Linked DNA regions of Homo sapiens: all the other regions are linked to region 2. Evidence: chromatin contacts called from ENCODE Hi-C or POLR2A ChIA-PET data. All regions are on one chromosome and are shown on one strand. The core of a region is the stretch at or near the end of the contact, and the rest is flanking DNA. Distances in the headings are between cores, read along the strand shown.

Region 1 (3,870 bases), core at 363-2,862, 760 kb before region 2:
GATGCCAGATTCTATGAATTCATTTTCAACTCCACAAACATTTATTGAGCAATTACTATAGCTCAGGCATGGGGCTAGGTGCTAGGAATACAGATCTGAATATGATGATCCACTACTGATAAGGAGTACACTTGGGGCAAAACAAAATGGTAAATCTAGTCATATAGGAAATGCATACATACAAAGTAAAGACTTGGTACAGAATTACTAACAATTTGACAGGGAAGAGCACAGGGAAGATAACTAGAGAAAGTAACAACTGAGCTGTTTTAAGATCAATATGATTTTATCACACAGATAACTGGGCATGGGTAGGCAGGGAATTGAATGCAACTTTGTTTTATTTATTGTTTTTCTTTTTTTTTAGACGGAGCCTGGCTCTGTCGCCCAGGCTGGAGTGCAGTGGTGCAATCTCGGCTCACTGCAACCACTGCCTCCTAGATTCAAGCAATTCTCATGCCTAAGCCTCCCGAGTAGTTGGGATTACAGGCGCGTGCCACCATGCCTGGCTAATTTTTTTCTGTTTTATTTTTGAGACATGGTCTCACTCTGTCATCTGGGCTGGAGCGCAGTTGGTGTCATCACAGCTCACTGCAGCCTTGACCTCCCGGGCGCAGGTGATCCTCCCACCTCAGCCTCCCAGGTAGCTGGGACTACAGGTGTATGCCACCATGCCAGGCTAATTTTTCTATTTTTTGTATAGACAGGGTTTCACCATGTTTCCCAGGTTGGTCTCCAACTCCTGGCTCAAGAGATCCACCCACCTCAGCCTCACAAAATGTTGGGATTACAGGCGTGTGCCACTGTGCCTGGCCTGAATGGCATTTTAATAAGAGGATCAGAAGAGGAAAAAGGATGGACTTTGCAGAAATACAGGTAGGTGCAGCTGCAGCATGAAATATAAATAGGGAAAGAGATAGGAGGCATGATTGACAGGTGGAGCCAGATTGTAAAAAGTCTTATATGCCAATTCAAGAGAATTAGACATAATTTTGAAGGCAAATGGGCAGAATAGGAAATAAAATGAAGAATTTTATACATGAGTAGCATGATCAGGCTTCTTTTTAAAAATGAAAACTGTTAGCAGTATTAAGAGACAAGAGGGCAGGAGACAGGGATCTTCTAAGAAACTCTAGTAAAAGATCAAGGACTAAACCCAGTAGTATCTGAGGAAATGAAAAAGGGAAGCTGGATCTGGAAGGAATTACTGGGTTGACTAGCACGCAACCTAGCACACTGGTGACTCTGAAGTTAGATATTCATTTGTCCACTGTGTAAACCCTAGGAAGTAAGCTAAACAATCCATTTCCTTAACCATAAAATGAAGTGAACATTAATATCTTCCTAATAGGCTTCTTGGGAGGATTAACCAAAAAGCATTTAGCACGTTTGGTGCAAAATAACGCTCAGTTAGTCACTATTCTACTATCAGGGAGATGAAGAGATTGAGCTACTCCTAAGTAGCCCTTGAATAAAGGCCTGCTTCTGCTTTTCAATCCTAACCAATGCCCGTTGTTTAGATGAGTGGTTCTAAAAGTGCAGTCTCCACCCTAGCAGCAGCAACAGCCCCACCTGAGAACTTGTTAGAAATGCAAATTCTCGAATCCCACAAAGAACTAGTCAGAAACTCTAGGGGCGGGGCCCAGCAGTCGGTAGCCTAACAGGCCCTCCCAGGTGATTCTGTTATATGCTGAAGGATGAGAATTACTGGTTTAAATATTCTTAACTCCAGTCTAAGTTATTAAAACAGTCTCTTAGGGTGTCCCTTCTAACAACATTTTCCTGTTGAATTTATCTTCCAGATCTGTCACTGACTTCCCAAAACAACATGCCAATGCCACTCCCAGACAGACCAGTATATAAATACCACCTCTCAGTTTTATGAAATGTCGGGCAAGTCTCTTTATTTGGGTTAATTGGGTCTCTGTTGTCTCAGTTAATTGGGTCTCAGGTTATTTGGGTTTCAGTTCCCATGTGGAAAAAGGGAACATTAAACATGATATAAACTAAAATGGTACCCATCACCTAGTTGATGCTTCATGATTTGTGGCTGTTTTATTACTATTGCACCTATTATCTCATTTGGTCCTCACAACATAAAAATACAGCTATTATCAAAGCAGAATCACTGGATTAAAGATATCCAAGTTGATAAAACAGCCAAGATTAGAACACAAATTTCCTGACTCTGAACTCTGGTTCTTTTCATTAGACCTGGCTGTTTCTATAATATCAAGAACACTTTTCCAAAATAAAAAATTACATATCAGTATTACCAATATGATGCAAGATTTCCAAAAATGAAAAATCATATTCTTTAGAAATGGGTGGTTAAAGCTACATGGAAATTTTTATTGGCAGCTTTTAGTTAAAATTAAATCAGAAAATAAATATATTTACCTGTTATCTGAATATTTATACTAAGTATAGAAAAAGTTGAAATTAAAAAGCAACTCCTTTATTTTTAAGCTTTTATTTTATCACTCTTATCAAACACACATCAGAAAGCATTATCAACAGTGCATCTTATGGTAAGTCAGTTTACAACAAAACTGAACAAGGCAATTGTGTTTACAGAAAAAGTCTTCAGCAAAAAAGTATGCAATACAGTCAACTGAAACGCATTGTTCACACTTTTTAGGAATATAGGAAAGTGGAAAATAAAAGTTCTTTGCTATTCAGCAGGAAAGAGTTTAAAAGACTTGAATGGAAATCAGAAATTTAGGGATTTGAGAAAATAACTTTTTGGTACTGACACACATCTACATACATAGTCCCACTTAGTTTTTGTTTTTTCTTTAAAAAAAAAACAAAAGCTCACAAACAATAAGACATCACAAATAATACAGCAGAACCACAGTGCCAAGAAATGCCAAGACCAATATGCTACTGAAACAACTGGTAGAAATGTTACAGACAACTATTCACTATGTATTGTAATATTCTTGTAGTTCTGAGGTGAAGGTAAACCAACAGGAGAGATTACTCCTTGTAACTGGCTTTGGTTTAAGTGATCTTTCACATTTTTTTCTAACCATACCTTCTTATAAAAAATGTAGCAATTACATGTTACTGAGGGAAAATAGTACTAGGTTTTAATATTCACAACCAACTACTCCAGCTGACACAGGATGCCATCAACCATTAAAATTTATTGATCATACTTAGATTTTCTAAGGCTGATCAACAGATAGCAAAGATGGAACCCTTTTGGGAAAAAATAAAATCCCTTCTACCCCAGTTTTGACACTGTTAAGAAGTTATAAAGGAATGTTAAATTATTTAAGATATTTCAAAAAAGAATTAAGAATGGAAGAGTAAATTCTGCTGGAAAAGATAGGGCAGCTTTACAGTCTGCAAAGTAAATAATCTACAGAGATGCAGCTTAACTTTTTTTTATTATAATAAACATACTTATTTCCATAAGGTGCTGTGACTTTGCAGCTAGTGCATACTAATGCCACCCACTGTACCCAATGTGCAAAAGGAAATAATGGAGATGGCTAACCTCCAGTTTTCTGATCCTTGATTTGCATAAGTGGTGATGTACACCAAATACACAAAAGCTGGAGTATAAATATTTATTTTTAAAAATTAGGCCAAACTGAATATAGATATTTAATCTGGTTTCACAAACTCTTAAAATAATTTTCTGAGGAAACAATGATGAGGAATGTGTAGGAAAGGCAATGTTTCTATGCTAGCGGTACCAAACCTGGAACTTTAAGTATCATTTTTTAGCTCATTAACTATATAGAAGATTACTAAGACCAGTAAGGGAGCCATTTTCTTCCCCTCCTCTATTTTTATTACTTATCTCTCTCCTCTTTACTCTTAAAATTGGCAATCTTCTGACAACCCAAGCTAATA
Region 2 (3,969 bases), core at 547-3,046:
CGGAGGTTGCGGTGAGCCAAGATTGCGCCATTACACTCTAGCCTGGGCAACAAAAGCGAAACTCCATCTCAAAAAAAGAGGTAAAGAAAAGAAATGTCATGAAAATATAATAGCTGACTAGCTGACAAAATAAATCATAACTACCCAATATATTCAAGTAGTCTTATTAATAACCAGGGATCTTAGGAAGAATAAAATCTGTAGACATGAGTTAGGAAAGCATTATAGAATAGATGCTAGGGGTACAGACTTTGGAGGTAGAAAAACCTGGTCTGATCCTTCTTCTGCCACTAACTAGCTCTAAGAATCTGAGCACAAATTCTGTTAGCCTCAGTTTCCTCATCTCTAAAATAAACAGTACCTCATTGGACTGTTGGTAGGATTAAACAAAATACTTCATGTCAAGAGTTTAACAGGGTCCCTGACACAAAGAGCTAAATAAATGGTTACTGTCACTAATGCATTTGGCTTGGGAAAATGGGAATAAAAAATCTTAAGTTTTCCAGCAACTCTTAAAAAATCTACCCAAGGATTAAAATAAATCTCCAATAGAATATAGTTTTAGAGAACATCTGTCCTTGAAACAATTAAATGACTTTGTTCAATAAAAAGTTGAGATTCCTTCCACTCCTGCTATTGAGAATGCTGATCCAAGGGAGAAAGATAAACTGGGTTCCCCCCAGTTCCAAGGCTGATGAGTGGTGTAGGCTCACTAGCGGGCCCATTTGGGAACCTACACAATCCCAAATTCATATTGGAACCTAAGAACAATATTACTATTATATCTTGCAATCAAGAGGAGAATAAAAGTCTCCTCTAAATACTTAGATAACAAAGTTTCTTCATTCTCATTTCCACTTCATCCCATTCCACCCTTCCTGACCACCAAAACCAAACAAAATATCCATTAACAAGAAAATTAAGAGCTGTATCTGGAGAGCAGTCAGGATTACACCATAAGTATTAGGTGTAGCTAAGCAGGGACCCGAGGTCAGGTGCTTGGGTGTTTTGCTTTTCTGCCAAGACGGACATCAGGCTTAAACCAATAGTAAAAGCTGTAAGATTAGAATTTCTTGTATATAACCACATTCTCTCATATACACCAAACACACAAAAACCCACTCCATTGTGCTCACCGCCCACATTTCACACTCAGGAAATAGCTTGTAGCCTTTTTGGCGGTCCCAGCCATTTTGCTCTAAACCTCCTAAAGACGTCCAGTGTTAGCCACACAAAAAGATCACCCGGTACTTCCCCAGTGGGAATAGTGAAAAACGACAGTTAACTCCAGTTAGACAATATTCTACTCTCCCTGTGGCCAGGACAGAAGCCGAACGATACTCCCAGACTCTTCCAGGGGCACGAACAGGAGTGACGAGGGGCCTCACTCCCCAGGCAGGGTTGGTCCACACCTGTCACCACGAGTGGGCGGAAGTAGGGAGGAAGAAACCTTTAGACGCGAACCCGAGCCACCCTGGTACATTCTCAGATCCCACTCACCCCAATCTTCATCCAGCCTGTGAAAGAGTCCCGGGCTAAAAGGTGACTCCATGGTGCCGGCAACCCCAGCCGGCTCCCCCATTTCACAAGTTCCTTCTCCCTGGAACTCCGTGATTAATATCTGGGACGGCGGCGGCAGGCGGACAAAATACTCCGTAACGCTGACGAGACGGTGGCCTAGTAAAGACAAACTACTTTTGCCGCACGAGGGATTTGTACGACACAGGAAAACGTCAGAGACTAAGCAAATTTGAATAGACCTCTGAGTAAATATTTCCCTTTTGGAGTTTTCAGGACTTTCTGTCCCGCTGTTTTATGGGGAAGGCGGGGGAAGACACGCAGACATCAATTCGACTAAACAAAGTTTATCAATAATATTAAAAATAAAAAGTAAAGCCCCTTTCTGAACATTATGGCTTATTCCTTGATTATCCTTCTTAATGCCACAGCGTGGCTATCTCAGAACAAAATTAGAGACTAACAGTAAATTTACTTTAATTTTTACGAATAATTCTCTATCAATGTAAAAATTTTTCATATACGCGTGTATGAAAGAAAAACACTACTATTTTTCCACATTCGTGAAAACTGCTTAACTGGGACAGTAACCGAGGTAAGTGGTACTATAAAACATACTTCTAGAAAGACTACTTTTATTTAAATAAATTGAAACAAAGCAAATATAAAAAGATAAACCCCCCAAATTTATCTCCTAAAGATAAATTTCTAAAGCATAGTATTTAGTCAAAGTCCAAGCGAGTCTACCCTAAGACCTACAGTAATCGAAGTTCCCAATATTTGTATTACTAAAGATTCGGGTTTTATTTAAAGGAAAATCACATACATCACGAACTCCAACTGAAAATATGAACTGAGTTTGATAAAGCAGTTTCAAGAACGCTACTTAAGAGAATTTCTTTTTCATCCATTTTAAATTTCAGCGGCCAGTGAATATTTAAAATACTGTAACCGACGAATACGTATGCTTCTAGGACCACGTGGAATCTTTCCCATGGTAGGTAAGCAAAACAAATGTGCTTCCCAGAACCCTCCAAACTGCTCGTGGGTATATTACTACAGATTACATAATGCAGCAGCGTTCCGGGACGCAAGCCCAGAAAAAGATAATTAAATCCCCTTACGTCAGATGTAACTACTTTTGTCATTAGAAAACTAATAAATTTTCACTTAAGGTGAAATTTATAACACTTTAATTCTCACCCAATTACAAATTCAAAAATTGACATAAAAAACTAAAATAAGGCCGGGCGCGGTGGCTCACGCCTGTAATCCCAGCACTTTGGGAGGCCGAGGCGGGCGGATCACGAGGTCAGGAGTTCGAGACCAGCCTGGCCAACATAGTGAAACCCTGTCTCCACTAAAAATACAAAAAGTTAGCCAGGCGTGGTGGCGGGCAAGTAGCTGTAATCCCAGCTACTCGGGAGGCTGAGGCAGGAGAATCGCATGAACGCGGGAGGCAGAGGTTGCAGCGAGCGGAGATCGCACCACTGCACACCAGCCTGGTCGACATTGCGAGACTGCGTCTCAAAAAAAAAAAAAAAAAAAAAACCTAAAATAAAATAAAATCATCGAGTCTTCTGTATCCCACTAGACACCTTAGTCTTTTAAGAAAATCACCATGACAAATCGCCAATTTTTTTAATTTCCAAAAGATTTTATTTTTATTCAAAAAGTGCAAGTAATTATGAAACAAACATTTGTGACCTATCACCAAGAATTTAAAAATTTAACATTTTTCATTTTTGTCCCAGATTTTTCATAAGAAATTAAATACTACAGAATTGAATTCCTCTTTCCTCCCTGCTTCATTTTCCTCCCTTGGCGTAGGCCACTTCTACCATGAATTTTATGGGTATAAAATTTTATTTTATAAAAATAAAAGTGTAATTCTAGTCCACTTTTATTTTTAGTTTTACGGTGCTTAAACATGTTTATAGACACATGCATTTAGTGTCATTTGGGTTTTTTTAATGTATGTAAACTTTAATGTTCTCCAAATCATTTTTCTTATTGGATATTAAGGATCTACCCATGGTATTTCCTTGAATGAATCTCAATTTCTCTCTCTCTCTCCCTCTTTTTTTTTTTTTTTTTTTTTTTGAGACAGGGGCTCACTTTGTCCCCTAGGCTGGATTGCAGTGGAGCCATCTCAGCTCACTGCAGCTTGACCTCCCAGGTTTAAGCGATCCTCATGCCTCTCCCCACAATAGCTGAGACTACGGGAACCCACCACCACACCCGACTAATTTTTGTATTTTTTGTAGAGACAGGATTTCACCATGTTGCCCAGGCTGGTCTCAAAACTTCTGAATTCAAGCAGTCCGCCCGCCTCTGCCTCCCAAACTGTTGAGATTACAGGCGTGAGCCACCGCACCCAGCCTCAAGAATGTCTTAAATAATGTATGTACTATTTTATCAGTTTACACCCTCACTAGCATTGATGAGTTC
Region 3 (3,734 bases), core at 400-2,899, 510 kb before region 2:
AGGGTTCCTGAGAACCATGGCAGTTTCTAATACTGATGTGTCTTGTATTGTTGATTTATATAAAATCTCAGAAATGCCAGCATGACCAACACCAAAGTTTGAAATGAATCTAAATTCCAGAATATCTATGAGGAGTCTTGGAAACACTGGGTAGAGACATTTATTTCCCATCTACCTACCTCAATCCCAGCATGACTTATTTTTGCAATAGATATATTATTGAAAATTGGGTATAAATAAAATCTCTGCAATCTCCAAAATACTCAAAAGGAACCACAGAAGCTACTTTTTAAAGAAATATTCATTGTCATTATATAGAAATGAAGTATCATCCTACTTTGTAGACCAAGGAGATCTAAAACTCAAGTTCTAAATCCCATTTGGAATACTTGATAAAAAGGCAGAATCACAGGCCCAGGCTTTAGAAATGTTTATTCAGCAGATCAGAAGTACGGCCAAAAGTTGGCGTTTTTTAAAATGCACATGGTAATGTAGACCATGCTATTCAGAAACACTACTTTGGGCCACAAAAGCAAGGATTATTATACATTTTTATTTGCATTAAGAATTGCCATAAACTAATCAATGTGTCTTAATCATATATGTACTATTTTTTAAGTATAGCTATTCTTGTAACAAGATAGATTCTTATGAAAGTGCTATTGCTAGTTGTTGTCATCCATTTTCTAAATCAAAAGCTAATAAAATAAAAAGTATTACTTTGGGAGGAAATTCCACAGAGTGCTAAGCATTAGGTATTCATACTTTACCTTTCATACATTTTTTACATCTGAAATATTTCTTTATTATTTATTTAAATAGAAACAGAGTTTTGCTATGCTGCCCAGGCTGATCTCAAACTCCTGGACTCAAGCAATCCTCCCACCTCGGCCTCCCAAAGTGTTAGGATTACAGACATTAGCCACTGCACCCAGCCTGAAATAGTTCATTAAAAAATTTATAGAGGAAACTTTGTATTTGAAATGTTTGAGGCCACCAGGGTTGACCAAGCTTTTCATCTTATAGATGAAGAAACCAGTGCCCAGGGATGATAAGAGACTTCCCAGGTTCATTAGCAGAAAACCCATATCTGGAACCTACATCTCCTGACTCTTGGCTCTGTGCTTGTTATGTTCCCCAACACTTGTGTCTTTTAGTAGCTCAGAATCATGGCTCCAGGAAATAAAATTCATTCATTCATTCCTCCATTCATTCAATACATGGTTAATGAGCTGTCTCATGAGCACACAAACCCCATTTTATAACAGAAAGCAAGAAGAGAAATAAGAACATATTGGAAATTAACTTCACAGGACCAGGAACATTCCACACCCAGGGACACATGTCAATAACGTGGGAAGGGTATGAAATACCAGTGAGGACAGAAAAACATGGTAAAGAGACCTTCTGAACTTAAGGAGGGCTTTGGGGCAGGAAATATTCAAGCTCGTTGCTGTTTGGAACGTTGAGAAGGTGGAAGAGCGGTTCATGCACACACAGATGTTCTGTGAGGAGGCTGCATTTCCACAGTGTCAGGAGACCAGCATGATGGCATAGGGCAAGTCAAACAGGCCCTGGCATGGAAGGCAGCGGCAGCCTCAAGTGCAAGCAATCTCGGACTGTGTACTCAGGGGAGCTCCAAGTGGCGGTTGCTCCCTGTAGAGAGGAGACGAGATAGCCCCGGGAATACAGCCATCACTTTTCTCTGACCAGGAGCATGCTGACAGGTCACGGGTAGCTGAACAACAACCTAAATGATTAAGGGGCCTGAAGGGCTGATTTATGAAGCAAGATGAGTACCAGTACTAACAATCATCTGCTGCTTTCAGCTGCTTTCTTCTCTATATCTCTCACAGCATGTTAAAAACAAGTATTAGAATCTTCTCTTCTTTAAGTAAAAAAAGAGACAGAGGTGGATGGCAAGATAAAAATACAACAGTATAAACCCTACTCCGGTCAATTCTATCATTCTCCACTAATATCTAGCCTAGACTGTCCTCTAAACTCCTCTAAATGGTTAATATATGATGTAAGTAGGAAGACTAGAGACATTAAACAACGTTCCTGGCAGAAAGCAAAGGTACTTATTTAAGGTGATGAATGTCCCAGTCACCCTGATTTGATCGTTACAATCTATATGAATGTATCAAATTATCACATGTACCCCAAAATATACACATCCATTATGCAGCAATAAATAGTCTTGCAGAGGAGTGGGGCAGAGATAACACTGTTACCACAGTATGATTCATATCTACACACACACACACACACACACACACACACACACACACACACACACACGTAGAAGGAGTAAACGTTTCCTAGTATTTAGAAGAGTCATGAATCAAGGATTTACGGTTTTCTGCCTCAGACCAAAAGTGGGTATGAGACAAATGATGAATCCTTTTGTCTTTCTAGGGCTCAATTTACCTCTCTTGAAAAGAAGGTAATCAATCATGTTTAATAAACCTCCCAGCACCTCTCACTATCTGCCACACACATCCCACACTTACCTTGTGAAGTTAGGTTAAACAATTTGCATGAAGTATTATGAAGTCAAAGAAGCTACACTGAATAGTAATGCTATTTCACAGCAAGTATTCACATTCTTAGCTACGTGACCTTGAGCAAGCCACCTACCCTACAGAAGGGTATAATTCTTCCCTTCTGTGAAGCCAGGGTATTGGGTTAGATTACACCTTCCCAGCTCTAAACATGACTCAATGTGATATGAACCTTCATAGCTCTTGTAGGAAGAGTTAGATGGGCAGGCACACTTGAGGAAGGTGGGGCAAATGTATACCAACATAGAAATGAAGGCATTTGGTGAGGCCAGGTCAATCCCAGAAGCAAGGGAAGAGGATGGAAGGCAGAAAGGATGCAGACAGATGGGGAAAGTTCTAAAATGGAAAAGAAGTTACTATAGTTTTGCATAGAAAGTAGGAGGGTGCTTAAGGGTTTTAAAAAGAGTGAAAAATAGAGGTGCAAATCCTGAACATAATCTTGGCAACAGCACTAAGGAATCAGGAAGAAGAGACACTGTAAATGAGAAATCTAGGAAAGACTAGAGACATGTATCAAGCACTGCATAGTAAGAATAAAGAAAATATCTGGATGAAATCACTATATAGACTGAGAAGCAGAATAAGGAAGTGGTCCCTAAATCCCTTGCCTGGAAAAGGTAGCAATGTTTTCACCAATGCCAGCACAGGTGAACACAAGAATGTGTTATACATTGAAAAAGTCTATCTTGCACTGGAGAATCAGGTAATAGGAGCTAGACAGGATGTGGGGGTCACACAGCCATTCATGTGGGACTGCTTTTCCTATGCTCTCCCAAGTCTTCTACCCGTTGAATTTCCCCATAGTACGCTTAGGGTGAGCTTAGACTTTCTAACATGATGAGCAAGAGATAAGGGTAAATTTGGAAAACCTGTGCTTGCATTCATCCATTAGGATAATACAAGTTCCAGATGTAAGGTGGCTGGGAAGAGAGAAACTACAGTAGGCAGAACTGATGGCCCCAGTGAATATTCGTGGTATAATGAAAGGTATGATGAAGAAGGTAATTCTTGAGAGATACTGAAGAAACTATTTGAGAAGGAGGAGGAAAATAATAAAATCAGAATTTGGAGGGCTCTCGAAGTCACAGTGTTGTCTCTGTCGAGCAATCATTCAGCCTCTAACAGAATACTGGCAGCTCTCTTTGAAAAGTAGTTTCTTACAATAAA

Evidence for each region. Hi-C counts contacts between places; a loop is a spot of excess contacts on that map. ChIA-PET counts read pairs that join two places held with the same protein, here RNA polymerase II (POLR2A). Pooled maps may share reads with other maps.
Region 1: a map of IMR-90 shows a loop between it and region 2 (3-fold over the local background). The contact joins the enhancer-like site here to the promoter of ATF6-DT in region 2. A Hi-C loop is called at or near these places in 1 of 168 maps with a recorded cell type or tissue (IMR-90). POLR2A ChIA-PET finds 5 or more read pairs at or near these places in 3 of 52 experiments (A673, MCF 10A and activated T-cell).
Region 3: a loop to region 2 is called in a map of mammary epithelial cell, with 2.8 times the contacts of the local background. The contact joins the enhancer-like site here to the promoter of ATF6-DT in region 2. A Hi-C loop is called at or near these places in 2 of 168 maps with a recorded cell type or tissue (A673 and mammary epithelial cell) and 7 of 50 pooled maps. POLR2A ChIA-PET finds 5 or more read pairs at or near these places in 1 of 52 experiments (Panc1).

What each region holds. Positions count from the first base shown.
Region 1 is chr1:162,528,198-162,532,067 of GRCh38, reverse strand. UHMK1 (U2AF homology motif kinase 1) reads right to left here. Exons shown (of 8, transcript NM_175866.5): 8 at 2,437-3,870. Among named protein-coding and RNA genes, the nearest start is that of UAP1-DT, 31 kb to the left of the region's middle. Within about 2 kb of position 1,612, at least 3 of the 41 ENCODE cell types and tissues checked have a DNase peak (open chromatin) inside an H3K27ac peak, as active enhancers do.
Region 2 is chr1:161,763,974-161,767,942 of GRCh38, reverse strand. It overlaps ATF6-DT (ATF6 divergent transcript), which reads left to right and starts at 1,796. Exons shown (of 3, transcript NR_187280.1): 1 at 1,796-2,113; 2 at 2,442-2,519; 3 at 3,786-3,969. It overlaps ATF6 (activating transcription factor 6), which reads right to left and starts at 1,623. Exons shown (of 16, transcript NM_007348.4): 1 at 1,501-1,623. The coding sequence starts at 1,582. It overlaps LOC124904444 (a long non-coding RNA gene), which reads right to left and starts at 1,494. Exons shown (of 2, transcript XR_007066695.1): 1 at 1,137-1,494. RefSeq lists enhancers at 1,616-1,695, 1,726-1,805, 3,345-3,514.
Region 3 is chr1:162,277,235-162,280,968 of GRCh38, reverse strand. The region is part of intron 2 of NOS1AP (nitric oxide synthase 1 adaptor protein); the gene reads right to left. Among named protein-coding and RNA genes, the nearest start is that of MIR556, 63 kb to the left of the region's middle. Within about 2 kb of position 1,649, at least 2 of the 41 ENCODE cell types and tissues checked have a DNase peak (open chromatin) inside an H3K27ac peak, as active enhancers do.